4 separate regions of the Mus musculus genome follow, and regions 1, 2 and 3 are each linked to region 4. A link is a loop called in an ENCODE intact Hi-C map of the cell type or tissue named here. Cell type or tissue: left cerebral cortex. All regions are shown on one strand. Each heading gives the region's core, and the rest is flanking DNA. Links, peaks and the distances in the headings are about the cores only. Region 1 overlaps Erc2 (ELKS/RAB6-interacting/CAST family member 2). Region 2 overlaps Cacna2d3 (calcium channel, voltage-dependent, alpha2/delta subunit 3). Region 3 overlaps Erc2 (ELKS/RAB6-interacting/CAST family member 2). Region 4 holds the start of Wnt5a (wingless-type MMTV integration site family, member 5A).

Region 1 (7,610 bases), core at 1,086-6,085, 500 kb after region 4:
TTTCGTGTGATTAGCTCTACAACTCTGCTGTAAGCTCAGTTAAGCCAAGTGTTCTCACTTGAATGTCTCTGGCCTTTCATTTGTTGAATAGAGAAGAGGAAGGGGGTGTGGCTACCAAAGAGACTGCCACACAGAGAAGAGACCAGAGCAGGGAATTGCAGGGTTCATCTGGCTCTGGGATTCTAGAAAGAAGAGATTAAAAAGTGGCAGGTAAGGTCATGATAGAGCATGCTTATGTTTGTAAAGCTTATCCAAAGGTGCCTTTCTGTTTTATTTTATGAGACTCTGAAACTCAATTACTAAAAAGTCTCTTTTTTTTTTTCTTAAGACATATTTCCGGAATTTTGTTATCTATATCTTAGGTATTAGTTTAAAGTTATTAACTGAAGCTACACAGACAACCAGATAAATTTAAGCAAATTAGTAATAATAATAACAACAAGAACAACAACAATAATAATGGATAAATTCAAAAAAATTACCAGATAGGTGAAGATTGCATGGAAAGGCCAGAATTCTATGCCTTAAGTTCTGACACAAGTGGCCTCGGGGAGATGCTATTGCTGAGCAACAGACAGCAGGTATCTGGGCTTTGGGGCCAACTATTGTATTATATCACTACCCATGACCATGTGACCTTAAGATCACCACAATGGAAACATGTCATTGAACTCCCAACATTCCAACAACCCTGACAGGTGCATTTAGTTAAATAAAGACAAAGACAAGATTAAGCCAATAGCCTAACAGCGAGAGAGGTTGAGAATACAAACACTGGGTGTTCTCACCTTCTGGAGTTAGATGCCCTTCATAAGTCAGTAGGAAAATTAGACTCTGGTGACCAAACAACCAACTCATATCTACAATATCTGTGGAAAAATTCATTGTTCCAAACCAAGCAGACCCAGCAGACATACAAACATGGATGTTATCCTCAATCCTCTCCTCCTTTCCCTTTCCCACCATTTCACATGATAGCATTCATGCTGACTTGATAAATACTTAGCAGTCATTTTTTTTCTCCATTTCTATAATTGTGTGACTCTGAAAATGAAATATAAACATATTCATAAAGTGTGTAACCTTCAGACTGGCTTCTTGCACTGAGCATAACTGTCTAGAGATTCATCCAAATTGTTAGGTTGTTCAATAATTTATTATTATTTATTTCTGAGTAGTGCTCCGTTGTCACTGTGGCAGCTTCTTTAACCATGTACCTGTTTAAAGGCATTGAAGTTGTTTCCAGTTTGGGCTATTACAGGTATTTTACTATGAACATTCACATATAGATTTGAGAGAGGTTTGTGTTTTTTACCTTTGAAAGAAGTTTTCACTACCCTGGTATAAATGCTACCCCAGGATGATTTCTAGATGATATGGAAGTTGTTTTTATTATGTAAAACACTACTGAAGTACTCTCTAGAGTAATGGTTCTTGGCCTTCCTAATGCTAGACCCTTTAAATTAATTTCTCTCATTATGGTGATTCCCCCAAACATAAAATCATCTCATTGCTACACTATTATAATAACTGTAATTTTGCTACTGTTATGGACTATACTGTAAATATCTGATATCCAGGATATCTGATATGTGACCCCAAGGGGGTCTCGACCCACAGGTTAAGAACCACTGCTCTAAAGTTGAACCAATTTGCATTTCACTTCTTCAATGTAAGAATGGTCTGGTTGAAACTACAATCTTACCAATGTTGTCTGTCACTAGTTGTGATTTTAGTGAATCTGATAGGTGGACTTTTACTCTGATTTCCCAATAGCTAGTAATTTGAATGTGTTTTTATACATGTACCTCCTCAATGAAATATCACTTCATGCCTTTAACCCATTTTCTTAATGGATTGTTTGTGACGATTTTGTTTTACCATTGACTTTTAAGGACTCTATATATTCTGTATATCTGTCTTTTGATACCTTGTGTGCTTTACACTGATTTGTTCCAAGTCCGTGGCTTATCTTTTAGTCTTCTTGACAGGGTCCCTGACTTCTACTTTTGGGAGAGAGGCTCACTAGTGATGGGTGCCCAGTCAGGGCTCTTCTGGCAAAGCTGCCAGGTATCCTGAGCTCAGTACTTAGAGCAGGCACAACATGATGCTAGACAGGCTGGCCTGCTGGGTTTTGCTGATGACATTTTATGGGTTGACTGGATCATCGCTAAATGTCCTGAGCTTCCCTCTCCTTTCTCTCCTTTGCTCCTTTCTGCCCTCTGTTGCTTCCTGTCGGCAGAGTTTCTGTTGCAGGGTTCTGGGACAGTAGCTGGAACAGGAAGAAAACCCAAGGGGGTCCCTAGGATCTGTTCAGGAAGTTCCCACAGAGCTCCTTCCTGCCTGCCTTCAGCGTCTTTTATGATTCCTGATATAGCTCAGAGCTACTAGGACTTGGGAAACCAATTCCATCTTGTCCTAGAACTGAAAGCTACCAAAAGCTTTTCGCTAAAATGGATTATTTCATTTACTCCCAACAATCTCATCATTGAAAAAAATCTAAGAAGCTGGCTAAGTGGAGGTTCATGTTCTCCCTGAGTGCGGGTGGAGTGGGGTAACTCCTGCCTCACCTTACCTTAGCTGTTCAGATACCTGCAGAACCAGAGCTCTCAGTCCTCTTCCTGCACCAACACAGTTAAGGACCCATTGGCACCAGAGAGTAGAAGGAAGGGAGTCAGGGTCTAGCTGGGGAACAAAGGAAAGGTTTGCAGAAGATGCTCTCTCTGTGATTCACTCTCAGGAAGGAAGCCCCATGGAAAATATATTCAAACAAGCTCACTGTGGGGGGGGGGGGGGGCAGCTGGCCAAGATGCCAAAATAAAGACTTATGTCATACCACTAAAATTTGTATTTTCAATCATGGGTTGGCACACAGTAGGTCTAAAGTAAATATTCTTTGACTGAAGCCCCCAAAAAGTGACCATTTAAATACTGGGTTAAACTTGGCTCAAATTACTTCCTCCCAGACAATTTTCTTGAGAACAACCACATCGTGACACCCTGTGGAATACTTGCGATACTGCACATTTGCAGCTCTGCAGACCAGAGTTGATGCAGAGGTACCACAAAGGAACCTGCTCCCCAAGGCACATCACCAGTGTTCAAAGGTCTCCAACGTTATCATCCACAGCCTGACCCCTTGGTAAGTAAGGTATTTGGAAATAAAGGGGGACAACTGCTTCCCACGCTTGGCACTTCTCTGGATTCCACAGCATTCATGATTTCCTTCTTCTTAAAACTAATTTTAAAATGTTAACCAAGACAGCATGTCCTCAAGTGGTATGGAATTTTGTATATTTTTTTTGTTTAGACATAAAATGAAATAAGTGGTAAATTTAAAACATCCCTACATCATTCTAAAACAGAACATTCATTAAAAATCCAATGATAAAATGGTAGCATCTAGGGCAGCCTCCAGAGGTACTCCCAGGGCGAGAGACCCTTAAGGTCTCACACTGCAGATAAGCTCTTTGGTACTCTGGCCATGGCTAACAGCCCTGCAGCGAGGATAGGGGAGGTCTTGAAGCCTCCTCAGCAGGGAGAAGCCCTGATGTCACAAAACTCATTTTTACTGAATGGGCTATGAAAAGCTTTACTTTTCTCCACATAAAATGCTGATAGTCCATTAAATTTAATGTGTAAAACACTAATGTTTTTTCATATTTTGTCCACCCTCAAATAAAAGGCAAAGTTTATGCAAGAGATCATTGTACGCAGCAAAAGTACATTTGCATACGAGTTTAACAGGAAATGACTAAAAAGATTTTATGACACTAATTTTATCTGAGAGTCCACAGCTTTAATGTATTGTACAAACTGGGAGTAAATTCCAACTATGCCCAGACAGAGCTTTCATTTTTATATTGTTCCTTGTTTATTCTAATAGTATCTGACACCAGAAAGTATTCTGCTTATCAGAATATGCAAAGCACTCTGAGAAAAAAAATTAAGAAGAAATTAATGGGATATACAGAAAAAAATGTTAAACAAACCCTTTAAAATCTCACACAATTCATAGAGGATTCAGACTCTGTTCAGGATGTACTAGCTCCCCTCAGATTTCCCCAGGTGAATTCTTTTAACCCTTGTGCATTGTGTCTACTCTATTTGAAACTTGAAATTTAGTTGACAAGATACTGTGTGCCTCCTATGCTTTGCTTTATTGCTAGTTAATCCCTACACTAAAATGCAATTGCAACAAACTTTACAACTGCAGTGTGCCTGCTAATCTTTGACTGTTTAAATAACATGCATTTTAGTAACTAAAAAATTGACATTCAGGTCACTAAAAGAAATCATTAAACTCTGAATAAAAACTTCTTTTCTTGTCCCCCACACTGTCAATAAACAACATGATAATCTTGTCACATTTTTGGCCACTGTCTCAGGAATGCATCTTAAGTACTCAAAGGATTAAATTAAATCTCACCTGCAGACAGGCTTTACAATTCAGGCAGAAACCTTAGTTCTCAAAGGAAAATTACTTTCATTATCTTAAGTTAAAACCAAATATTCTGTCCTCGGGAATTTGCAGGAATATAGCAGAATCCAAGAAAACAGCTTGAGAAAACTTTAAGAGAGTTTGCTCTTTAAGACCTTGTCTGAAAGAATTATTTAAGGGAGAATTCCTTTTAGGAAATATTTCCTCAAGGTCATGCTAAGACAGCTATAAAACTGTATCATTTAAATTACTTCAAGTTGATGCCTTTACCCAGTTTTGATTCTATTCTTGGAGGTAGAATAGAATCTTTGGTTTTGCTTTGAGAATTATTGTATTCTTGCTTACTATTTTGATTTTGGATTGTCTACGGCTTTTTGCTTTTTAAAAGAGATTGTATAACTTTAAGGGCCAAACACTTAAAATGCATGTGAAGAATAAAAATATAAGATGTATCATTTTAAGCTTAAAAGTAAGAGGGGGGATTAGTGTGGAATTAAAAGTATTTGTGCGTGTAAATGAAAATGATAGCATCTCAATATTTATGAAACTGTTTTCCAACTTAAAGTACACTATGCACCTTAACAAAAGCTCAGTGGTATAACAACTCACATGGCAGAAACCACCCTGCTAAGAAAGCATTCAATAGCCCCCACATGCATGCATGTATGTGCTTGTGCGTGCGCGTGCACACAGATAGACACACACAGGGAGAGGGGGAGAGAGAGGGGGGGGACCATATTATTGTAAGAGTAAATGGGGGCAGACAGAATTAGGACTCAGTCAAATTCTAGATTCTTGAATCATCTACTTCCTAAATCGACAAAATCCTGACCCTTTCTCCTCAAATCCAATACAAACCCAGAGAAAAGACAAGAGCTACCTGACTGGGAAAAAAAAGAACACTTTGTCAAGGAACCTAGATCATTATTTGCAGACAACTTATTTTATTATTGGTTTGTATCCTTCATGCTAAAGTGAATATTCTGTCCCTACAGCAAATGTTCCATTTCAAAACACAGTAACAGATGCAAGAAAGAGAAACCACCAAGGCAATAGTCCTGGTGGCTGTAGAATATATTTTGTGGTGAATTAGAAAAAAAACAAACAAAATAAACAAACAAGAACAATCGCACAATGTGACTACAAATGAGTCTGTATGAATTTCACCACTGATACAATCTGTAAAGCCAATTTGTCTCATAATACAGCTCATATTTAAGTTGCCATCCAAGCTTTGTGATATAGGGATTGAAGTGTGTTTCATAATACCCAATCTTTAAAAGAGTTCCCTATTCATTGACATTTAAGAATTGAAGAAAGTACTTGTAAAATAACTTTTTTATTTTCATCTTACATAAAAGTATACATAATTAGTAGTATGTCTCTCCTTGGATATTTGGGCATAATCCATTTTAAACTTAGTATTATTTTCTTATCGTTTGTGCATTTGATTTTTACCTACTCTTAATAAGTCTGGGCCCAGCCTTAAACTGTGAGAAACCCAGTGTCGAATGGTCTTCACAGGCCTGGAAGAGAGTTGATTCCTGGGCACCCAAAACCTTTCACTTTAGTTGAATTTCTTTCTTCCATATGAATTACCCTACATTTAGTTCTGAATAAAGTTTCTCCCCCACACACACACACCCACACACAAACACACACACATATCCTACTCAGTAACTGTGACAATCTTTAACATCTATCCTATGTGAAAAAAATAAATGTGAAATAATTACTAGAAATAATTTATTTGGCATGGGACTAAGGTTAACCTGCTTCTCGAGATTCTAAGAATGTTTGTAGTTCTATGTTGATCATGCATAAGAATGGGTTTCATTTTGAAATGAGTAGAATGTGGTGTAATGACACTCACTCCCCTTCCACTTCTCACTTAGCCTCCCCCCTACTTCTCTGTCTTTTTACTTTGGTTTTTTAGGTGTTTGCTGTTTGCATGGGGTACCAGATGAGTTTCACTAGGGTTGCTGGGCAGGATCCTCACTGAGAGATTGTTTACAAAGGCACAGGCACCTTACCAATGGCTGCATTACTTTCTAAAACACAATGTGTGATATTCCTCACTGAAACGAAGGAATGGGTAGACCGAAGGATCACAGACAGTAATTCAGCATCTTCAAGAGACAGCAACATGTAAATGTTTACACAACTGGAAATAGCCAGAGACCCCAGCAAGGTCTCCTGTCCCAAGCATCCATTCTGTTGTGATGAGCAAATATACATGCATATACGTGTGTTTACATTCAACTATTGAAGTATTAAAATACCCATAATGCAGTAGCTGCCTGTTTGCTGGCGTATGAGAATGAGTTAGTTAGCCGGGTCTAGGATGCTTGGGCCCAGGACCAGAGTCATTTACAGTCCAGGGAGAAGTTTAGTTGCAATCTGCCTGGTGAACGAGTTAGGTGTGTGATTTAATCTAGCAGATTTTCTCAAGCATTAGAATCTAAGTATTTGTACTGCAAATGAAGACGACAATAATGACAACCTATTTCTCCCTGAACGATTACCTTCTTCAAAACACTCAAGAAACAATATTCTGCCTAGCCTCTAGCAATTGAACATTGTACATTTTTTTTTAAGGTCTAAGGATCCAAAAGCATTATTCCATAAATTTTAGTCAATATGCATCTCAGCTCCTACATACACATACATCACACATGTGAGGAGCCAGGCCAGGCCAATACATGAGAGGGGAAATGGGTCTCTCTACCTCCACGTCCTCTCTAAAAGCAGCTCAGACCTTGGGAGTGTTTGCACTGATTATGTGCACATTCTGAGATGCTCGGGGTCTGAGCATCTCCCTTAAAGGATCCTTCCATGGGAAGTCACTGGTTACTTATAATTACTCTATATACAGCCTACCTCTGCTTGGAACACATTGGAAATAAAAAGATTGAAGACGTAACAGATTCCCACTTGAGAGAGAGAGAGAGGGAGAGAGAGAGAGAGAGAGAGAGAGAGAGAGAGAGCGCACAGATCTGGTAAATTCTAGAGGCTTCAGTGTAAATGGAAAAGAAACTCGAAGGTAGCACATTCACAAAGGAACTCACACAATATGTACTCACTGAGAAGTGGATATTAGCCCAAAACCTAGGATACCCAAGATATAAGATACAATTTGCTAAACACATGAAACTCAAGAAGAATGAAG
Region 2 (7,610 bases), core at 1,595-6,594, 580 kb before region 4:
CAAAACCAGGAGTCTTAGCCAGGCTTTCTCAGAAGTTACGGTTCCTCATGATAACCAGGTTTGCCCCTGTCCTGCTCCACTGTCCCCCACCCCGCCCCACCCGACCCCCTTGCCACCAATTTGTCACTTCCTTATGGCTTCACTGATGTCAAAATGAAAGGTCCTTGACAGGTTCCAGATAAGACTTGTCCTGTACTGCATAGAGGGCTGAAGTAACTAACTGCCTTCCAGTAGACTAGAAGGCCTTCGGTGACAGAGCCAGCTCCTCCTGTTCCTGGTGTGGGAGGTGGAAACCCAACACAACAATTGGGATTAAACTCAGATCCTGGGAAGTGTCTTCTGTAGAGTGCAGGCCTACGCATGTCTCTGCCTTCACCATTCTTAAAGGCAGGATAAAAAGATTTCTCTGTGCTTCCTAGATTTCATTTTTGTAGTCTTTTGGTTTTTCTTCTCTCTAAGGATATTTCTTAGAGTGTTGAGCCCTGAATATACATCTTTTTCTTTTAATGGATGAAGGGAGAACCAGCCTGCCGTGGGCTGTCTTTAACATGACCTTTAGCTTGGTTAGGGTCTTGGTGATCTGTCTGCCTCTGAATTATAGAACATTTAAGTTTCCCCCTCCACACTCCTCAAGGAAGCCTGGAATGTGGACCTGGTCAAATCCTCAAGGGAACGCAAAACATGCCCCTTGATGCAGCTGTGGCAAGGACAGGATTCCACAGGGAACCTTGGGCCCACAAAATCTGGGACTCATTTCCACAAAGCTCATGCTGAAATCAGCCCAAAGCATCTGTCCTGTGTCTGGAGGCCCAGGAGGTGGGGGAAGATGCTGGAGGGGTTATATTATATATCCTGTCTCTTACCTCTCCCCCTCTGCATCTCTTTCATTTGTTTTAAAAGTATGTTCTCATAGACACTAGACTGGCTTTGAATATCTGATCTTTCCTCTTCCACCTTCCCTGTACTGGGACTCTGAGTACATGTTAGCATACCTGGTTAATGTGGTACTGGGATGAAACCCAGAGCCTTCCCAATGGTAGGCAAGCTCTTTGTCAACCGAACCACACTTCTAGCCTCAGGTTCTATTTCGGATATATTGATCAGTCACATGGATCATTGTTGAAGAGATGGGATACAGACTTCTGAGGTTAGGCAATTTATCATCTTTTCCTTGTCATTGGAGGTCTGCTACATGCTAGGCCTGTGCAAGGTCACTGAGCTGTGCTCTGCTTCAGGGACGGGAAGATTTGATGAAAAGGGATTAGATAAAGAACTAAGGACACTGGGTCCATCTCCTTAGTATGTCTTCTGGCTATGTGCTGGCTCCTCCCTATGGGAAGGGTACCTTTCTAGGTCCTTTTCACAGGTCATAACTTTCATGTGACAGATAGAATGATGAGCCTAGGTGATGAGCACCTTAAAAGAGCCCAGGGTTTCTGGAAGGTTGGGAGGGAGGAGGATGGGCAAGGTGTATTTCTAGATGTTATCCTGGGCAACTTGGCATGTGGATAGATAACCTGGAGTGCTCTGGGGATTGGGAAAGCACCACCACGGAAAGCCAAGGCACTTAGGGATGCTATGCTGTGACTTTCTCCATCTCATGCTGGTAGAAAGTGCCTGAACCAGGAGCCTTGGGACAGATGCCCTCAGATGGGTTGTGTTCACTGTGTTATCTTAGCTCTTCGGGAAGTGGACCAGCAGAGTGGCTGGAGAGTGGGTGTGGCTGACTTTCAGGGCAGTCATGATGCAGCTATAGTCTGAATCTGTCCAGCAAGAACTCACTGAGAGCCACACGATCAGCCGCCTGTGTTTAGAGTTTTCCAGTAGCCACATTTAAAAAGCAATGAAGGACACCAGTGAAATTAAGTTTATGGATAATATTTTAGCTTGTCTTCAAATCATTGCTGCTTTAACATATAATTGATATAAAAATAACTAATACAACATTGCACATTCTTTCTCTAGTAGTCTATGAAATCGGGTAGAGATTTGACACTTAGAACATGTCTCACTTAGGACCAATATGTCGACCTCTCAAGAGCCGCAGCTCCTGTGACAGCTGCAGAGATTCTACTGGCCAAAGATATGAATGGGCATGTTGGAAGTTTCTAGAGAACACATGTGAAAAAATGAATAATAATAACAGTGGTCAGACATGCCTACCACCCCCTCTCGGGTTGAGCTTGTCTGACCTCTGAGGAGGAAGTGGGATGGCTAGAATTCACAAGAAGCCAGAGCAGATGGACTCTCCTTTGGCCAGGAAGCATGGACTGTGTCAGCCATGTGGGTTTACTTCTAAACTATGTGGACCTCCTAAACCAAATTGTGTCGCAGTTACCAGTGTGTAGAAGGCATTCTCTACACTGGGAGAAGCTGAGGTTTTTCGTTATCCAATCAGGCTATTTGGAGGCAAACGTTATTTATGCTCCTCTGGAAAATTCAGGCCAACTCTCAAAATTCTGCAGATAACATCACCATCTCCCATAATTCTATAGCCCTCCACCCTCCCACAGTGCAAATACAGCTGCTCCAGCCACTGGTGCTCTGCAACCTGGATCCTCACATGCTATCCCTATGTCATCCTTGATCAGCCTGTCCTATGGCATCATGTGGTTCCTTGTCTTATAGATGCACATACAGTTATTCTTCTGAGCTCTGTTTGTTCTTGTACATTGGCTATAGACGGGCCCCTGTCGGAGGTTATTACTTACATGAAGCAAGAGGCAGACATGCTAATAAATGTGTCATTTGGTCCTGTCCTGTAGAAATGAGTGGATACTCTCATGGTATGAGTGAATGTTTGCTATACTAATTCAAGGATATTTCTAATAGCTGGTGAATCAGAAGTTAGTTAGGTGGAGGCAATGTTAGAGTTCGTCCCTTGGTCTAGCAACTTTCTCAAAGTCTTCTAAGGGGTCATGAGGACAGGTGCCATTTAAGATTTAAGTGGTGTGGTGTTTAAGCAGGACCTTTATAGAGTTTGGCTTCTTCTCAGCTTTTGCCCCTTCCTAAAACAAACAAACAAACAACAACAACAACAACAACAGCAAACCCCACCTCTTTCCTGTCCAGCTGTTTTGCCCAAAATCTGATCTCATGTGTGTGTGTGTGTGTGTGTGTGTGTGTGTGTGTGTGTGTGTGTGGTTAGTCCTTCCTCCAGCTCTCAGCCCAGTGGCCACCTTGGAAAAGCCCTGCACTTCGTCCAAGCTCCCTAGCCTGCACTTGTCTCCATTTGTTTGGGTCACTTACTGCTAGGATGTGTCTATGAGTTTAGCTTCTCTGTTGCCCTTTGCTGGACCTTGCTACCACACAGAGTCAAAGAGAATGCAGATGATGGGAGTCTGGGTCCTATGATCCTACAGCAAATGAGAAATGTGGGTGCCACATGTGCTTTCTTTAAACATCCACTCCTCGTTAAGTTGGTGCATGTGTGGGTTGTCAAGCCTTGCCCTGGTTGGTCATCCCTCTGCCCCCTGACCTTCAGTTTGCTGGCATCCCACAGATGCTGCTGCCATCAAACGTGGCACTGGTGAAAGAGTCTTGGGCAGTTAGAAGGCTGTTTCTGCTTAGGAAATGCTCATCACACCATAAAAGCCCTCTCCAACAGCAACAGAATGAATGGCCAAGAAGACCTATGGAAGTACAGAAACAGGCTGCCCTGAAATTCGAGAGGGCTCCCCAGATGAAGACTGCTGTCTGGGGAACTTGGGAATGGCTTCTCTCTAGTCTTAGGAGGATACAGTCTGCTGCCAAGGTCTATTGGGGAGTATGTGGTAGTGCAGAGCGTTATAAACCTTGAATCAAGTGCTACAGTCTCTTTTCAACCCTCCTTGGCCTCCGCTCTCCTGGGGCTGATGAACTGAAGGAGACTGCCCAGTAGGTGGCGCGCGGGAATCACTCTGTGCTGATCCCCAAGCAAATGGTGTCTGGCTGACCAGGGTACAGCCTCTCAGAGCAGGAGTGAGGAATGACCATACTTAGGTCTGGTTAAATCTGTCTAGTTTAAGAAAAAAAAATTAATGGATGCCTAGAAATTATATTTGCTCAAAGTATTATGTTCCCTGAGGGGAAAAAAAAATAAGATTGTAAACCCACCACAGAGTACTGCCTAATTTTGAATTACATTATTTGGCTATGAGGACACAAGAGTCTTGCATCTGTATGGGTTTGCTTCTTGCTGAAATGCCTAGGTACTTTGGGGATTGCCTAGCCTGGGTACTTGTGTGAGAATTCTCCAGCTTAGCTTCTGACCTAAGGAATAAAGGACTGGGAGAACCCGCATTTTACCAGGTTGAATGATGTTTCAATTTCAACTTCTAACACTCAGGCCCACAGCTTCTTGGTCCTGGGACTAGGTGGGCACTTGGATACTGAGATAGTAGATGAACTACGGGAGTCAATTCCATGTTTTGAATATGCAGTGTGCTTTAATATTACCCTTGGATGCTAGAAATGGCAAGCAAACGGAACCAGCAACAACCATGCAACCACTACCCAAGATGTCAGAAGCCTTCTAATCACAAGTGCCCTGCCCAAACTGACTTATGAAGCTCTAGTAGCATCCTGCCTGTTAGCATGTATCAGAGAGGCCACCTGAATGTGAGGATCTACTATATAAGGTTACATTTTAAAGAAAAATTAATTAAATATTTACAGAGGAAAGAAGTCTGATCCTTGGACTAAGAAACGTGTCTGCCAGAAGGTATATTTAGGGTAGTCTTCACAGAAGTCAGACATGACAATGGACCTGATTTGTCATCATCTCATTCCTCCAGTTGTGAAGCTGTGCGTGCTTCCCTTCCCTTTGTCCCGTGCTTTCCTTTTGTCCCCAATGCTGATCTGATGGATCACAGAGATTGTTCCTCGTTCTAGTGTAGATGCAGTTGGGGCCAGACTGGCTGTGCCCAAGCTAAAACCACAGACCCTGTCTTTCTCTGTGGCCTTCTTGTTCCAGTCCCCTGTAGATGCAACCCACCCCTCTTTCATGCACGGTGAGAGCCAAGGTCTCCTGACATCTCAGCTTCAGGGAACCACATGGCTGCTGTAGGTTCTGTCATCCTACCCAACAGATTTACAAGGGATGCTTTGTGGTGTCCCATCCTCTGCCAGCTTACTTACTCTGTCCTTACTCCCTGCTGGGGTGACAAGACATATAGAAGTAGGACCGGACAGGATATTTCTCTTAAAGTATTACACTTAAAGGAAAGAAAGCAAAAGAAAATAGAAGAGGGAAGAAGAAAGGAAAGAAGGAAGAGAGGAAGGGAGGGAGGGAGGAGGAAGAAAAGAAAGACCATTTACCCCCTTTTCTTCCCTTCATTTGCTGTTTATGTCTTTATGTTTCATCATGGAAGCAGTAGAAAATATATTTCCTCATTTTCTTCCAACGAGTTCCCCCTTTAGGTAAACATTTAAGAATTGGCATCTGTTGCTTGCAGATACCAAAGCAGCCTGACCTATTGTTCTTGAAATCACACTGTCAACTCTGGCTTTGATACCTGCTCTCAGGAAGTTCACAGCCCCACCTACTCTAACCCAACTGCAGTGTTGCCCATCTTTCTAGGCTTCTCATTGAGAGCATGGGTTATGGGTTCCTGCTGCACGATAGATGTTTGAACACATCTACCAGTCAGTGCAAGTAACAAGAAGACACCAATCAAATTCCATTCCATTCACCCTCACATACAAAGGCCTGCTGATGTGGCAAAGGAGGTGGAATGAAATTAAATATGAAGGGAAGATATGGGCTCAAAGGAGACTGAGCACAGGGAAGCTGTATACTACAGACTCCAGGGGTGGCAGTACTGACAGGCATCTATGCAAGCACTTGGTGTCTACCTGTGGATCACATAGCTGGGGAAACCTCCTGCAGAGATCCTGTCTGCATCCTAGAAACTCACCACAGCCTTGATGCTGCTGCCTGGCTGAGGTTAGGAATTGCACAGGGCTCATGGGATGCCGGGAAGAGGGACTTGGCTACTAGATGCTTCCTTCTCTGCTTCACCTTCCCAAGCCTTCTGTCCTTCCCTTGTAAGATGTATGTTTATTGAAAACCTATCAAGCTGTTCACTCCTTTAGAAGCCAGGAAACCAGAATCCCCCTGATATTTTGTGCTTGACCTCTTATGGTCAAGATTTATTTTGTCACTAAGCTCATAAATAAGAAGATAAATAAAATGCATAGCAGATTTAGAATATTCTCTGCAAAAACAAAAAAAAAGCAAACAATAACAACAACAACAACAAACTCACTGAGTGTGTGAGAGAAGAACGGGAAAGGAGGAGAAGCTGCCTACCTCTGTCTTCAGAGATAGTGTTCTTAGTTTCTCTATATACTGTAAGCTGACATCTGGAAGGGGAAGGAGAAATCTCCATCCAGACTGTGGAGCTTGGGCCATGCCAAGCTTGAGCCATGCATATGCAAAGACCCTGAGGACTGGAGATACCCGAAGTACCTGGGGTCTAACCATGGACTTAGGACAGACTTCCAGAGCTGGTTCATGGACATGTCTCTCCTTGCACTGTTAGCTCCTGATGATGCAGTCACTACAGACACCTACCTTTCTCCCTGTCAATCTGTGCATGTGTCCGTCGGAGCTGCCTGCACCCGAATGAGGATACACTCTACACCTGGAGCCTCCTGGTCCTAGGCACACAGAAGGCCAGTGTGCTGAGGGACAAGTAACATCCCACCAGGCTTCTGAGCACAGCCAGACACTAGACACCATCTCCCAGGGAACCCAGCTCTCAGGTGTGGGCTCCATGCTGGGTCCCCATAATTCCCCCAGGGAAAGGAAGATCCATTTCCAGTGGCGCCATGCCCGTCAAAGTACCTGCTATATCTCTGCAGCTCTGGAAGGAAAACCATTGCACTGAGCCTGTCTTGAGGTCTGCTTAAGTGCACTGATAAATCTTTAAAAGCAATCCGATCTAGTCTAGAGTGCCGTGCCACCCTGGGCACATCCACCCCCGCACTTGCACTTCCGTGGACACACAACTGGGCCACACTTCTTTCTTTCCAGCCCAGGCTCCCAGCACCTGTGCCTTCCATCCTCCTTCTCCTGCTCATTTGATCTGAGATCCAAGTTTACACTTAAGTCTATCAGGCAGCATTAAAAATCACTAGTAGGCACCAGAAGAAAATCTGGTTTAGAGATGGCAATTTCTACTGCTTTATGTTTGGGTGAAATAATTCGATGCCCCCAGCCCCCGATACTCATCTTTACACTCAGCACACTTTGACCTCTGTTTTACTAGATTAATTTCATATCTAGAATGCCCCATCTTGGATGATAAATTAGCAATAAAAAGCTCATCAAAATGTAATTACAGGCAATGTGTTGAATAATGATCTCTTAAAAATTCCTATAGATTTGTCTGCACCTCCTTTCCCTAGTGAGGGAAATGAGCCTCAGCTGCTGGCTACTAGCCTGGGCCAGGAATGTAAACCCCAGCCACACTTCCAGGCTAAGACTTGCGTGCTGGTTTCTATCAGAGCCGATGTCATCTCCTTGATCAATCACGCTGCTGCATGGGCTGCACATCTTTATGCAATTTAAAGGGCCATCTCCACAGGCTAGGAAGACAGTGAAGTATCAACGTGAGGCAGAATGG
Region 3 (7,610 bases), core at 1,623-6,622, 500 kb after region 4:
CCTTAGAAAACCCATTCCAAATAAAGTCTTCTGAGTTAGTTTGTGTGTCATCACAGGGAGACCCCCAAATCAATAGTAAACAGAGTTTGAAAATGAGCAAGCTTAGAAGCCAAAGCTTCTCCGCTCCACGATTTTATTGGACTTCAGCATCTGCATTTTTAGAGTTGGATCTTGAACTTTTGAGCAAGTCACAGAGATTACAGCTCTCTGCTATCACCAGCAGTCCTCCCTGCATTCCCCTCCACCATTGGACTCATTTTTGTGTCCCACCTGGACCTTCTAGTTCTCTGAGTTCTCAAGTCATCGTCCAAGGTGCAACTCAGGAGCTATGAACCCGGAGTTACAAATCTGTGCTCTGAGCAATTCCCTGTCTAGGTGCTTCCAAAAGAGACAAGAACGGGAGGCCAGGACATTCAAGGTGCTTTGGGGAGATTCAGTGCTGACTGAGGCTGTAGAGAAAGGACTGGTTCTAGGGACTGACTGGGAAGTAATGAAGGCAAGAGAGAGATGGCCACACCCTGTTAGCTTCAGCTCTCTTTCTCTGATGCCCCCTTAGGCCTCAAAGGAAGAACTCAACAAAAGGGTATCTTACAATTGGGAACCTCTTTGAATTTAAACTCAAATAAATTAAATAGAATCCAGAAAAATATCCTATCAAGAATCCATGACATAGAATGTATATGGCATCTGTTTAAGTCTATGAATTTTAAGAAAGAAATCAAGAGGAAGGGCCTGGCATATCATCAAAATATACAACAGGAACACATAATTTAAATCTTCTTTGAATCATTTTTTTTTAGAAAAAAAATTACTAAAATGAACTCTGAGAACAAATTTTCTAGGTTGAAAGAATATCTTTCCCTGAAATGTCAGTGTATTAATATTCTTATAGATTTTTAATAAAATTTAGAATCATAAACTAATTTCAAATTTATAAATTCATAACTTTACTATGACCTTGGAGACTACCTAACCTTGAATTGTAGCCCTTTCTGTTGCCTTCCATTTATTTATTGTTTGCCACAAAGACTGGATAAGTTGGGGGAAGCCCACTAGGCCCTGTTCAAGATTTTATGTCAGCAGCTTTTATGGCTCTAGTGCCTCCTGCTTATTCTGAAGTACGAGTCATAACTAAAAGTATGGTGGCCTGGGAAAATGATGGAGTACACTATCTAGTTCTTCCATTCAGCAGAGAAGACTGGAAGGGATAATCATTTGTCGGGGTTACCTAATTAGAACAGAGTTAGGCTGGCTGCCAGGCCTTGCTACGGTATTTATTCTTTACATAATCATGCTATTGCTATTGTATGATATTCCCCAAAGAAAACTCCATAGCCCAACAAGCACTGTAGACATGTTATAGAAAGTGCCACATAACTGAAAATGGGAACAGAGATGAAAAAAAAAAAAAAAAAAACCAAGTGTACACAACTTTACTTTCACATTTCAGCTTTTTTACATTTTCTCCATTTCAAGCTGAATTTGAAAATAATATCAACAATGGACCTAAAGTCTGTGCTGACACATTCATTATAAGGCTAACCCCACATAAGCTCTCCTTCAGAAGTCTCATGAGAGCAGGGATTTCCCCCATCCTCACCTCTGTCTCCCGCACCCCAGTGTGTGGTGGTGGTGGGGAGCTACAGCACAGCATGGAGATCAAAGGGCAATAGCCACCCTAGGTCTCAGTGCTTGCCTTCCATCTTCTTTGAGACAGACTCTCTCCTTTGAGACCCGTGAGCGCCTGGAGATTCCTCTGTCTCTGCTGCCCACCTTGTTGCCTCAGAGGCACTGGGGTTGCAGACATGCGCTGCAGCGTCCAGCTTTATTTGTGCTACATGGATGCAGACTAGACTTGGGTCCTCAAGCTTGAACAACAGTTTATCCACTAAGCTATCTCCCCAGCCCTTTATCTCACAATCACTCAAGAACTTCACCTGCCCCCCTGCAGGCACTGGCTCTGGCACAGGGAAGAGCTGAGAATGAGGACACCATGTGCACGTTCCCCTGTAGCTATCATAAGTTGTAAGAGCTGCACAGTGGATGGGTGGAGTAATCCAACCAGGGGGAAGGAACTAGAGATCATTTTAATAGTTAACAGCAGAGCTCAGAATGGTCTGTTTGTCTAATGGCTTTCATTCTTTCATTCATTTGTTTTTATTCCTGTGAAGCCTTTAAGTGTTCATCAGAATGAAAGCTTTAGAATTACTTTCTATTCCAAAAATAGTAAAAAATGCAAGTTCTTATAAGGCCCTGAGAGACCTTATTACCCGACTTCTTCCCAGACTCCTTACAGTGTTATCCACTCTGCCTGCAACTTAAGGGCCTCGCAAAAGGACCCATGGCTCACCTACTTCAAGTTTTTCTTAAACTTACCTTTCCTGTCTTTAACCTAAAGCCCATCTGTAGGCCATAACACCCCAGTAGCACTCTACCTCTCTCTGATTTCTCTCCATCTTAAGAAAATAACACCCCTCTGAAAACCCTCCTATGCCACTAATTCATTACTTTCTCTTTCTCCTCCTCCCTCATCAGAATGAGAACATTGTGAGAACTAGACCTTCATCCATTCACAAGAGGATAGGTAAGTCAACAATATCCAGCTCCTACTGAGCAGCCCAGAAGGTGCTATGCTAAGCCCCGCATATGGCAAAGTAAAACACTATCTTGTCTCCATTTAGAGTACAGTAAAAAAGGGCAGTTAGTTCCATTAAAACAGACACGCAGAGAGTTATAGATACAATGAGGATTTGTGGGAGTTTGTTGTGTGGAATGGGGACACCAGCACAGTGTCTCTATGGAAATGACTGATAAAATAATGACAACTAAAATAATCCCTTTGATTGTTCTAAACACAGTCTCTCCTTAGCATGACAAAATCCACTGGGTGGGGACTTTATCACCCCAATTTCCCAGGTGAAGACACTGGGGAACTCAGAGGCTAAGTGTCTCACCCCAAATACTGAGTACAGGACCTAGGATTGAACTCACACAACCTTTCTCAACTCAGAAGAATTAATTCTATGTATAGAAAAATCACTCCCCGAGCAAAGAGGAGCAAACGCAAAATGACAGAGGCAGATTTGAAATCTAAAGGGCCGACGAAAGCTACAGCGCAGAGATGTATGGAAGAGACAAGCACAAGGAGGAGGTCCTGGACAGAAAAGGGCCTTGTCAGAAAAGAAGGGTGAGAGTTTTACCATCCAAAATTTAGTGGAAAAGTTAGTGGATGTTTTATAAGACAGCCAAAGGTGATGCTGTTTTTCAGTTTCAAGAAGATGTCTGCAGTGTGCCCAGTCCCCTGGCTAACATGGAAGTCTGAGGAGAAGCTGGGACTAGGGGCAGTGTGGGGACAGGGAAAACCAGGTGCAATTGAATGTATTTGTACTGACTCCTCCCCAAGCTGTTTCTCGGAGGTCTGCGCCCCTGCTTTGGACATTAAGCTCACCTTTTCCGACAAGGCCTCCTCCAGTGTGGCCAGAGCTGTGTCCGTGTTGCTGGAGTCTGTCTGCAGGGACTTCACTCTGTCTTTCAGGTTGGTCAGCTGTTTGTCCTTATCCCTAAGTTGTTCTTGCAAGTTTTCAATCTAAAAATAAAGATTGACATGTTTAATACACATTTTCTATGTAACCAAAGCCAAGATTCGTGAAGACAACTCTTTTTTATTTTGTTTTTTAAAGACCCTGATATTTGGGCATCATTGAACCAGTATTATTGAGATTACATCTGACTGAGAAGTAAGAAAAATTCTGAGCTCTTAATCCATTTATTGCCATTTTCTATTTATAAGCAGAACACTCTCCATACAAATGCAAGACCCCTAGTCATTTAAATACTATTATTTCTCTGTTTCTACCCATCTAACACTTTTAAGGCTCAAGTCCATAGACCTTGCCATAGTAAGACCGAAGAATGTTCCCCAGGATTAAATCCTTCACTGGGCAGACACTGAGTACATCCCCATTCTTTACTAGGCAGAGCCCACACAGCCATCCACTCAGTCCTTTTATCCAGCAAGAAACATTGTGATATACCAAACGTTGTCAAGTGGCTGTTTCAAAGTGACTGCATGGAAGCCAAGTAGGTTATCAACAGCAGACTGTTAATGGGAAGAACTTGTGATATAAGTCATATGCAACAAGGACTAAACACTCCATTTGGCAACTAAGTCAGATGCTGGCAGCCAACCAGGCACTTTATCCAGTATCTGCATCCCGAAATAAACACAGAAAACAGCCGATTATAAGGTCTGCCTGGCAGCAGCAGCAAGGACCTTCTCCTAGGCATTGCGTCCACTATCACTCATGTTTTTATTCTCTGCTTTCAAACCATGTATTTCTTATCTAAGGTTTTCTTAAGCCCGCTATGCAAACAATTTATTCATATTAAGGGTTTTTAAATGACAGGGAAATAAAGCAGTACAACTCTGAGATAAGTCCATTCAAAATATTTGTATTCTGCACCCAGCTTTCTCAGGGACTCATTCCAAATGCACGCTTCACATTGGGCTGCTCGAGCCACTTGGGAGATTACTTGACTCCTTCTGTTGGAATCTGGAATGGCCACGGAAATAATGTCGGCAGTAGTCATGAAAATGGAGAGATGGCAAATAAGGTACCACTATAGCATCTTCCAAGCAGTTCTAAAGAATCCAGGTATGGTGACTCGTGCTATGATTCTGAGAGTTAGAAGGCTTGGAGCAGGAAGGCTCTCAGAGGTTGAGGATAGCCCAGACCATACAGTGAACTCCAGATCAGCCCTGTGCCACAGAGTGAACATTGTTCTAAAGCAAGACATAATGTAGTTCTAAAGAGAAAGGAAGGAAGTATCTACACCTGAGGTGACGGGACCCGGACTGGGCTGATGGACTTTCCCAGGATGTGGCACATTCCTGTACTCCCCATGCACCTATAGCAAGAGGGGAGGCAGAGGCAAGAGAAGCCAGACACTTCTGGTTCAGATAGCCTGAGGTACACAGTGGCCAACAACAGAGGCCGGTCTCAAGGTGGACGGCAAAGATAGATACTTAGTACTGTCTTTGACCTCCACAGGACGCCATTGCCTCCATGTACACATTTTTTATAAAAGGAGACTTAAGAGGCTACAACACACAGAACAGATTGAAGAAGAATTTCTTGTACAACTTTTATAAAAATTAAAACAACAAACAAACAAACAAAGAATAATTCTCTAAATAGTTCCAGGAAGTAGAAATCACAGGAAGACATGGTCTTGGAGGCAGGCAGGAGAACAGAACTTCTGGATTTTGCTTTGGAAATTTCGACAATATCCTCCTTAAAATTTCAAACCAAGTAGGGCTTTAAAAAAAAAAAAAGAAATATGACCCGTGGTGGTACTGGGGCAGGCTGAGGGTAGGGTACAGTGGTTCAAAGAACTTGCTGCTCTCGTAGGGGGTCCCAGTTCAGTTCTCAGAACCCAGGTTAGGTGGCTCAAAACCACCTGTAATCCCAGCTCCAGAGGATCAAATGTCCTCTTCTGGTCTACACTTGCAGAGATAAATGCACAAGCACTCATATATAAGTAGAGATAAGAGGAAATCCTTAAAACCTAGCTAGTGAGATGAGGTGATATGTATGTATGTATGTATGTATGCATGTATGTGTGTGTGTATATGTATGTATGTATGTGTGTGTATGTATGTATGTATGTATGTATGTGATATGCATGTATGTATGTATGTATGCATGCATGTATGTATGTGTGTGTGTGTTGAGATTGATAATGACGAGATTGATCAGGGCGTAAAAGCATACGTCATCAAATCTGACAACCTGAGTTCAAAGCTCAGGGCCCACATGTTAGAAGAAGAGAATTAACTCCTGCAAATTTTCCACTTACCTCCACACATGTGCTGTGACACAGGCATGCCCACACACATATACTAACACACAAATAAATGCAGTAAAATAATATAAAATACCAAATGTACAAATAATACTGAACAAACACTATAAATGGCTAGCCAAAATAAATTGTCCATGTGCAACAGTTGGGGTGCAGTCTGTCTCCCAAAAGGCCCTTCTGGAAGCTGGGTTCTCAGTGTGCGGAAGTTTAGAGGTGGGGACATCGTGAAGGCTCTATCCTCATGAGTAGATTGTGTCTATTTTCATTGGGTGGAATTCAACTCATTGGACTCAATTCATTCTACCAAGAGTGGTTTGCTATCAGAAAGCAAGCCTGTTCCTTTTCCAGTCACCTGACACTATGTGACGACACAGGGACACAGGGTCAAAGCACCCATTATAATGCCACTTGCCATGTTGCGCTGCAGCCATTAGGCTGCCACAAGAAGCTGCTGCTGCTACTGCTGCAGTGCTGTTAAGCATCCAGAACTAAAACTATTTTCCCTGTTGTACAGAAGGAGCCACCCTTGGTATTTTGTAGAGTAACACAGAATAGACAAGTCACATCAAGTTATATGCGATGACATTGACATGAAGGTACTTAAAATCCCAATTTCACCCAATTGCAAATTAAATGGAAATTTTAGAATCTGAAAAGGAAAAGGCATAATATAAAATAATGCAACATTGACTGGGTAAAAATGAAGTTCTTCCACAGAGTAATGTATGCATATGCTATATGTGTGTATATATAACATACTATATTCATATATGTGTATAAAGTACATGTATATCACTAAGAATTTTTAAACAGTAAAGTAAATTTTATTTTCTCCCATGTTTTTCTGTATCTTCTAGTTTTTTCTTGAAGATAATGCACAAAATAAAGATACTGTCAACCCAACTACAAAATATAACAATGATATTAAAATGAGGTTTGAAGTAAGTTTTATTTCTTAAAAGGGCTTATTACGTGAAGAAATGTTCCTTTTACCTTCCTCTAAATAAATTCTTTCTGAAAATTAAATTTTAGGAAGCTGACATATGTAAAAATTTTAATCTGCTAGAAAATTATTACATACCTTTCTCTTGTTTTCAAACTGTTATGACACTTACCAAAAAAAAAAAAAAAAAAAAAAAAAAAAAAAAAAAAAAAGATTGGGATCTAGTTCTTGAAAGTGCGGCTCTCCACAAGGTTCTAGTAGCAGGAACTGGGTACTGAGCAAACTGGAAACTAAGGTTAGGATTGGCAATTTCAGAGATCATTTTTAAGAAACCTCATCTTCTACAAAGATTCGATTCACCTTGGAACATAGAGAACTCACAGAGATAGGTCTATGCACCAAAAGGCTGAAAGATAGGTCTGTGTACCCCAAGGCTGAGAGACGGATCTGTGTACCCCAGACCTGAGAAATACCACACTTGTCATTGAAGAAAGATGTTTCTTGTTACAGCCATCAAAACAGTAACCATACTGTGTCTGAAGCAAGGGCTGCACTTTCAGAGCAGATCCTTGGAGAACAAGCAAGGAATGGCAGCTTTAAGATCCTGGGGATCACATGGCAACTGTGATCTTAATGGGTTTAAGCTAACTTCTGAAATTCTACACTCCAGGACCCTCTATCAGAGTCCTTGACTCTCAGTGAGCTAGGCAAGATTTAGATCAATGGGACTTCACTCCTGCAGATAGATCCTTCATTGGCTCCCACGTTACTCAAGGACATACATGCGGCCCTTCAAGAGATG
Region 4 (7,159 bases), core at 1-5,000:
TTTTTCCACCTGCAGGCGGCGGCGGAGAGAGAAGAGTGTGGGTACGAGGAGCAGGTTTCCAACGTTCCCCTTTACGTCTCTGATAAGTGTAACTCTGTGATGCCCAAAGCCCCCGAGGGAGCCCCTTCTTTTGGAAAGGCAAGAAAGGTGAACCTCTTCCAGGCGAAGGCCCTGCCGAGACCAGCTCCGCAAAAGGGATGAAGGGGACCCTGTAGGCAGTAGAAATGCTAAGGGGCCTTGGAGCAGGCGGTAGCTTTCCTTTTCGAGCCACCCCTTGGGCTTGCACACCTCCGGGCTCCTGGTAGAGGAGTTTAAGTGCTTCCCAGTGCCAGCTAACCAGTGCTCCGAGTCTCGGCTCGGCCGTCCCCAAAGCACAGCAAAGCTGGGGACGCATCCTGGAGAGAATGGAAATGTGGAGTTTCCCCAGTCTAAGAGAAAGAAGGTTCAGTCTCCTTCCCTACCCCCGCCTGAAGTGTCAAGTTTCCTCCAGGGGAGGGGTGGGCTTCAGGGTCTTTCTTTGCGCGGCCCAGGCTGCAAAGGTTTAGAGTCCCTAGTGGAAGCTAAAAGCGCGCGCGCACACACACACACACTCACACACACACACACACACACACACACACATTCACACCACATCTATACACACCCTCGTGCACACTTACACACTCGTATGCACAGATACACACACGCTGCGAAGGGCTCCAGCTCTCAAATCGCGGCGGGTCTCACTAACTTTTGGAGCTTCACAGCGGGCGGGGCGCGCGGGGCGGGGCGCGGGTGGTGGAGAAATTGATAACAGATTCGGCGGATTACAGGGAATCTCTTTGTTAGAGCCGAAACCACACAAACCGAACCCTATCCCGGCCGACGCCCCCGGGGCAAATCCACCAGTTCCCAGAACCCTGGCTAACAGCGAGCGGAGGCACCGGGTTTACTGGACTCAGGTCTCCTCGGTTACAGCTTAGGGGTGTCCCAAGGAGATCGGCCGGAGAGTCCCGAGAGCAGCATCTGCCTTGGACCCTCTTCACTTGCCTGGAAACCTCGGTTTTCTTTCCTCTCCAGTCTGTTGCAGCCCCACAAATCTGAGCGATTCAAGGAACTCACAGCGAACTCACTAAGGAACACTTCCACTCTAGAGTGTAAAACATCCGACCCGGTGAGTTTAGGAGAAATCGAAGCGAAGAAGACGGTGTGGAAGGAGAACTTTCGGGAGACTCCCGCAACAGAGTTATATAGATTTTTTTTAAAAGTTCTGGTCAAAATTATCCAGAGAACGAGCCAAATGTTTTCCAATAGGGTTGGGAAAGCAGGCTGAGAAGCCGGAGCATCTGTCGTTCCCCGGCGTACAGTGGAGGGTGCGGGCTTTTAAGAGGTGCAGCGCAGGGGTGGGTGAAGCGAAGGAAAAGCGTTTGCGAGTCTTGAAGCCAAAGACGCTGAATCTCGATGCTGCTGCTTCCCCATAAAGGAAACCTCAAAGCTTTCAGGGTGGACTAGGTGAGAGGTGCAGGCTGCAGCGCTGATCTAAGGTGCCAACACGAAAGAGAGGGAAGTTGGTGGAAAAGACTATTTCCTCGGTCTACATAGCTACAGGACACACATAAAAGTGCTCAGCTCCCAACTAGAGCGGCTAGGCACAGAGTCTTTTTCCAGGGTCAGGGGCGGGAAGTAGGGGGCAGTGGCCCTACTTCCCAGTTGGGTCATTTCCTTCTGCTAGATTCTACATTTAGGGCCCACGTCTGAGAGTGGAAATGATGAGAGATGCCAACTAGGCGGAAGAGAGTGACCCAGGCTCCCAGTGGCGAAAAGGAAGATGGGAAACTCCCAGATCTCTGTTCTTGAAGAGATGGAAATTGAACAGTGTTCTCCAGTCTGCTCTTTCTCTGAACCAAGAAGACCGATGGAGAAACTTGAGGGAGAAGAACTCTGTCGCTGGAACAAACTTGGTTCTCCGGCTTCAAGAATGGCAGAGAGAAGACAATGAAGAAATGACCAATGTCTGCTTAAGGGGGAGTAGACAAAAGAAGCGTTGCTCCCCATCTTTAGGGCCTGGGCCCAGCTGAGCTGTACCTGTCCCACTTCATGAATACACGTGGTCAGAGCACATGCAGCAGGCAGAAATAGCCAGTGAGATAAGCCAGAGGTTGTCTGGAGCTGCAGTCAGGGTAAGGAACCTGAAAAATTCCCGAGTGACCCAGAATTGCCAGGAGATCGGAGAACAGTAATAGTCCAGGAGATAAACTTCGGCTCTTTTCCTAAGCTTCAGCGATGTTCCCCCAGGGTTCTCAAGGACCCACACACAATTACCTCGAGTAACTGAGCACAGAGTCATTTGTCTAAAACAGTTGTGTAGCCCCAAGAGAGAGTGAGAAATCAAAGATCGGTTCACTCCCAATCTTTACAGGGGATTTTTTTTTTTACAGACGAAGTTCATAAATGAAAACAAAATCACTGTTTTTGTTTCTGTGTTTAATGGATGAAGAAGCAGAGGCTGAGAGAGGGAAACACAACAAGCATCCAGGACCACAGAAAGAATTGGTGAGACAACCAGGGCCACACCCGAGGCCTTGTACTGTGACACTCCCTCACCAGTGACCAGAAGGGTCGAAATCCTTAGTCCAAATTGCCCAAGGCCTCATTGCTGGGTTACACCTATGGCTCTTTTCTATTTGAAGCTCGGGGTAACACAGATTGTCCCCTGGCGGAGACCTTAGAAGGGTCTTGGTGGGAAGAGTGGGGCTGAGTTGTCTCCAGGGGTGCAAAGTTGAAGGACTGGGACTCAGAGAGGCCTTATTTCCAGATGGCCAACAGGGGGCAGCCGGCACCGCGCGGCCGGTTAGAAAGGCCGCGTTAAAGCTCAAGAGTTTTGCCGGCACGTAGCGCGCCCCTTGTGCACAGGAGCGCTTTGGAAGGGAAGACCAGGGTCTTGGGCTGGACCTCCTTTGGAGGATCTAGGGCCGAACCGCCAAGACTAAAGCCAGCTTGTCAAAAACTGATCTCCAGCTCCCCAAGTCCCCAAAGCAAAGCAAGGGTCCCAACGCGTCCTCTCATACCCTACTTTCCGCCATTCCTCAATTGCTGGGTACTTACAACATTGTCTCCTCCAAATCCCCCCCCCCCCCGCAAAGCCTCGCCTGATGGAAAATGTCTTGAAATTAAATCTGGCTAGGTGTGCTAATATCGTCAAGACAGCAGATGCTGAGGAGGTACGACCTCATCACCCGACCCAAGTTATTTCCCAGGAGCGAATTGTTCATTTAAAGTGAGACCACGGAGCTGTGGCTCGGACAGGGCATAGAGGGTAAAACAGGGCCTTAGAAGCACCGGGGTTTAAAACCCTTTCTTTGAAGAAAGAACGTTGTTTGCTTTTAGGAAACAGCTTCGTACCGATCTTCACCTTACTCCCTACTAGAAAGCTGGAAATGAGAGGTATGAAGTATAAATGGAAATTGTTATCGAGGCGTGGAGGATAACCGAAGGAAAAGTTGTTTGGAAAATTGCTAGTTATATTTCAAGACGAAACGTTAACTTTTTTGTAAAAGTGAACTCTCGGTGACCCTCAGAGTGTGTGACTCGGCTTTAACATACAACTGACAATTAAAACAAACACGAGTTCACAAACTAACCCCCGCCCGATCTCGAAACGCAGAGGCCCTAGAGTCTCCAAAGCACTAGGTTGACTCCGCTCAGGGGGCAGGATTAAAGCCACTAGGACCACTACTCCCCGCCCCCAATGCTGCAGTAAAGGACCTGAGCTCACCCAGAGGCCGCTAATAAAGCTAATAACGCGACCCTGCTCCCCGCGCGGGGTGCGCTCTGGCCCCCCGCCAGGCACTCTTAAAGGCACAGGGGCCGGGAACGCTCGGGTTACTCGACCTGGAGAGCCGGGAACTGGGCCCTGATCGGAGGTTGGGGGTGGGGTGTGCGTTGCTCTAGGGTAGGTGGCCCCTAGTTTCCTTAGTCTCGCAGCCGTTTCTCCTAACACAGTCCTCATCCGGCCTCAGAGCTTCAGCCACACAATCTCCGCGTGCCGGTGAAATGAGCGTTTGATATATACTTGATGAATCGAATCATTATCCAGTCACTGAAATACACGTAGTAAAACTACACTCCAGTTCTCGAGGTAAAAAGGCGCGCCGCCTGTGACCCGAACTGTCTTTCCTGCCCTCGCTCTTCTCCATAGTTGAAAAGGTTTGAAGAATAGCCGGTGCAAAAAGTCTCCAAGGACGCAGAGGCAGTGTCCCCAGGGTAAGGGACGAAAAGATAGGAGTCCCTGCCGGCGATATTGGAGTTTAGCTTTCTCCAGGCAGTTAGAGAAATGGAGAGGATAGGGATAGATTGAAAGAGTTCAGTTAACTTTGAAAAGGGGGGGAAAAAGTAGGGAGCGTCCGTGCGCACAGAACACTTACCTTCATGGCGAGGGGGAGGGGGCACGGAGAGGAAGTCGCCACCCGAGCGAAGGCGGCCGAGGAATTCAAGCGAAGCGTCGGGGTTAAGCCTTGGGGGACAATCCAAAGCAGGGCTGCGGAGTCCTCCTGGGCGCGTCGGGTGGGCGCAGCGACCCGGAGCGGAAGCGAGCACTGGCGCCCGGACTCGGGCAGAGGAGTTGGTATAGCGTGGAAATGTGCCCAGGAACCGAGAGGGCGCCGGCGCGCGCGGGCGAGCAGCAAGCGCAGGGCCGAGCGGGGACACAGTGCAGGAGCCGCGGGTCCGACGAGGGCGCGCAGGCGACTGTTCCGCGGCGAGGCGCTCCCTCTCTAACGTCCATCAGCGACGGCGGTAATTAGGGCTTTCCAACCCCAAATGTGGGCGTGATTGTGCAAAAGACTTTACAACAAATAATAAAAAAAATTCTTCACAAGAAGGTGAAAAAAAATGCCCCACTACTCAACTGTGGCCCGAGGCGGGGAAGGAGGGGGGGCAATCCCTGTGCCCAAGATGCCCCCAGTTCATTCACACCACGAATTCTGCAGACTCCAGGCGGCTCACGCCTCCTGATTGTCAGCTCCTCCTCTCTGGGTCTGTGGCCGAAACGTCTGCTTCCAGGGACTGCTCCTGCAGCTGAGTTAGCTAGTGAACCTCTGTGTACACACAGACACACACCCAAACACACACACATACACACACACAAACGCACACACACGCAGACACAGAGACACGCGCTCACACACACACACAGACACACACACACACACACAGAGCAGCAGCAGCGGCGGCGGCTATGGGACCACAGAACAATCAGGCACGCATGGTTTTTTCTCCGGGAGATGCCGCTGAAATCGCACAAGTCGCCATCAGAGCTGCAAGAGTCAGCGCCAAATTTTGTCCTTTCATTTTAGAGTCTGGCAAAAACCAGGCGCAAAGAAAATGGGTTCAAGGCAGCCCTGAACTTTCTGCCGCTTGGTGGCTTGAGCGGTTGATGGACAGCTAGCCTGTGGGGGAACGTTGGCTTCCCCCTTCTGGTCCCCTTCTTTCTTTCTTCCTTTCTTCGGGTTAACCTTCTTCTTTCCACCCCCCCGCCTTTCCAGAGAGAACAGAGCGAGAGGACGGAGGGCGCAGAGCTCCGCGGTGGCGACTCAACTCCAGAGGTCCATGGCGGCCGAGGCTGCCCACCTCCTCGGTCGCGGCCGGGGTCCGAGGGGCGGTCGTGGGGCCCGGCGGAGGCCGCGGAAGGAGATGGCAATGCAGCGGCCGCACAATCCGGACTCCGGACGGCGGAGGCGGTGCCTCGGAGCCTGCAGCAACTTTCCAAGCGATGCGGTGCCCCACAGACTGACTGGCCCAGCGAGGGGACCGCGTGCCCCCCACCCCCGGCCCTCCTGACCAGCTCCCTCACTTTCGCCCTCCCTCTCTCCAGACTCCTCTTTCCCTTGGTGTTCTCAGCGAAAAAAAAATATTTTTAAAGTTGCAGAACCAAACACGGCTGGAGAGGCAAAGGGGGGTGGGGGGGGGAGAGAAAAAAAAAGTCAACTTTGCCTATGCGCATGCGTGATGAGGCTGTCCTATGACAAACTTCTCAGGATTTTAAAGCTGTACTACGGGACAGGGTGCCTGGAGGCGGGGTACGCTCCCCCTTGGGCCCCCTCCTCAAGGCTCCCCATCCCCCAGGCATCTGTATAACGAGGTTCATTTCACTGCTGTTGCCTGCCTGCCTCCTGATCGGCTCAGCTTCTTCCAAAGCCGTCGACCCGTTTGGGGGTCTGAACCTCAACTTTCCGATCCGGACCCCTTGGCTCAACTGTCCCCAACTGCATTTACTGGCACCTCTACAGAAAGGACCTCACTGACATGGATCCTGGTTGGGTTGGGATGTCTCCTTGCGCCCTGGGCTTAAAGCCCGGGCTTGGAGGGTAGAGTGGGCTCGTGCATCTTGCAAAGTCCCTGGTGTCAGAGGTTTGCTAGACAGGACTGTTCCTCACCCCAACGTGGCCAGGCAAGAGTAGAGGTCATGCTGCCGATATGGATCTAGGTGGTGGCTCTCAGGGTGAGAAGACTGTGAAGTTTAGGTGAACCGGGGATCCAGACTCCAGAACTTCTAGACACCTCTAGATAGCTGAAATTGTTAGGACTTCGATTGGATAGAGTGGATGGATAAGCACCACCCTATCCTCCGGTATGCCACAGGTGGCATGCTCAAACAATGTCTCATGGGTTAGTGCAATTCTTTTCTCCATCTTTCCCATCTTCCAACGTTCAAGGGTAGAAGGTAAACACACACACAGACACACACAGACACACACACACACACCACTACACACACTACAAACACACACTGCCACTCCCCACCCCCTACATACCACATACACCCTACACACATACATGTACACATACCACATACACACTACACACACACAACACCACACATGTACCATACCACACACACACATACCACACACATATTAAACACACACACACACACACACTCCACTCACTCACCAGAGTCAGTTGTCTTCATCCACTGGCTTGCCTTTGACAGTTTGTGTTTGCTACCCTGTGCCTTACCCCATGCCCAGCAGCGCGCCCTAGAGCATGCATAAGCCACAAGTTCAGCTCCATGGATGTGACTGTTCCTCCACTGACCCAGCCACATGTGTCCCCACTGACTGACAGCCTCCCATCACTGCACCCCTGGTGTTTTTGCTGGAAGTGTAAACTGGGACAGATG

Evidence for each region. A loop is a pair of places that touch in the nucleus more often than their neighbours do. Peaks named below come from ENCODE experiments on the same cell type or tissue, not always from the same donor. Only the 100,000 strongest peaks of a DNase experiment are listed, where the experiment ranks them.
Region 1: a loop joins it to region 4, with 14 times the contacts of the local background. A loop is called at or near these places in 10 of 42 quality-filtered maps.
Region 2: a loop joins it to region 4, with 5 times the contacts of the local background. A loop is called at or near these places in 15 of 42 quality-filtered maps.
Region 3: a loop joins it to region 4, with 5 times the contacts of the local background. A loop is called at or near these places in 10 of 42 quality-filtered maps.

The regions. Positions count from the first base shown.
Region 1 is chr14:27,999,613-28,007,222 of GRCm38, reverse strand. The region is part of intron 8 of Erc2 (ELKS/RAB6-interacting/CAST family member 2); the gene reads right to left. Among named protein-coding and RNA genes, the nearest start is that of Gm34996, 130 kb to the right of the region's middle. In left cerebral cortex, for the core only: a CTCF peak has its summit at 3,006; DNase peaks (open chromatin) are centred at 3,028 and 6,039.
Region 2 is chr14:29,086,558-29,094,167 of GRCm38, reverse strand. All of the region lies in intron 17 of Cacna2d3 (calcium channel, voltage-dependent, alpha2/delta subunit 3), which reads left to right. Among named protein-coding and RNA genes, the nearest start is that of Lrtm1, 72 kb to the right of the region's middle. In left cerebral cortex, for the core only: a CTCF peak has its summit at 3,883 (motif pointing right); a DNase peak (open chromatin) is centred at 3,890.
Region 3 is chr14:28,007,612-28,015,221 of GRCm38, reverse strand. It overlaps Erc2 (ELKS/RAB6-interacting/CAST family member 2), which reads right to left. Exons shown (of 20, transcript NM_001347497.1): 9 at 3,449-3,586. Among named protein-coding and RNA genes, the nearest start is that of Gm34996, 130 kb to the right of the region's middle. In left cerebral cortex, for the core only: no CTCF peak of the experiment used is centred there; a DNase peak (open chromatin) is centred at 4,182.
Region 4 is chr14:28,503,359-28,510,517 of GRCm38, reverse strand. It overlaps Wnt5a (wingless-type MMTV integration site family, member 5A), which reads right to left and starts at 5,045. Exons shown (of 5, transcript NM_009524.4): 1 at 4,404-5,045. The coding sequence starts at 4,409. In left cerebral cortex, for the core only: CTCF peaks have their summits at 5 and 2,811 (motif pointing right); DNase peaks (open chromatin) are centred at 2,821, 3,571, 4,017, 4,675 and 2 more places; H3K4me3 peaks cover 3,244 bases.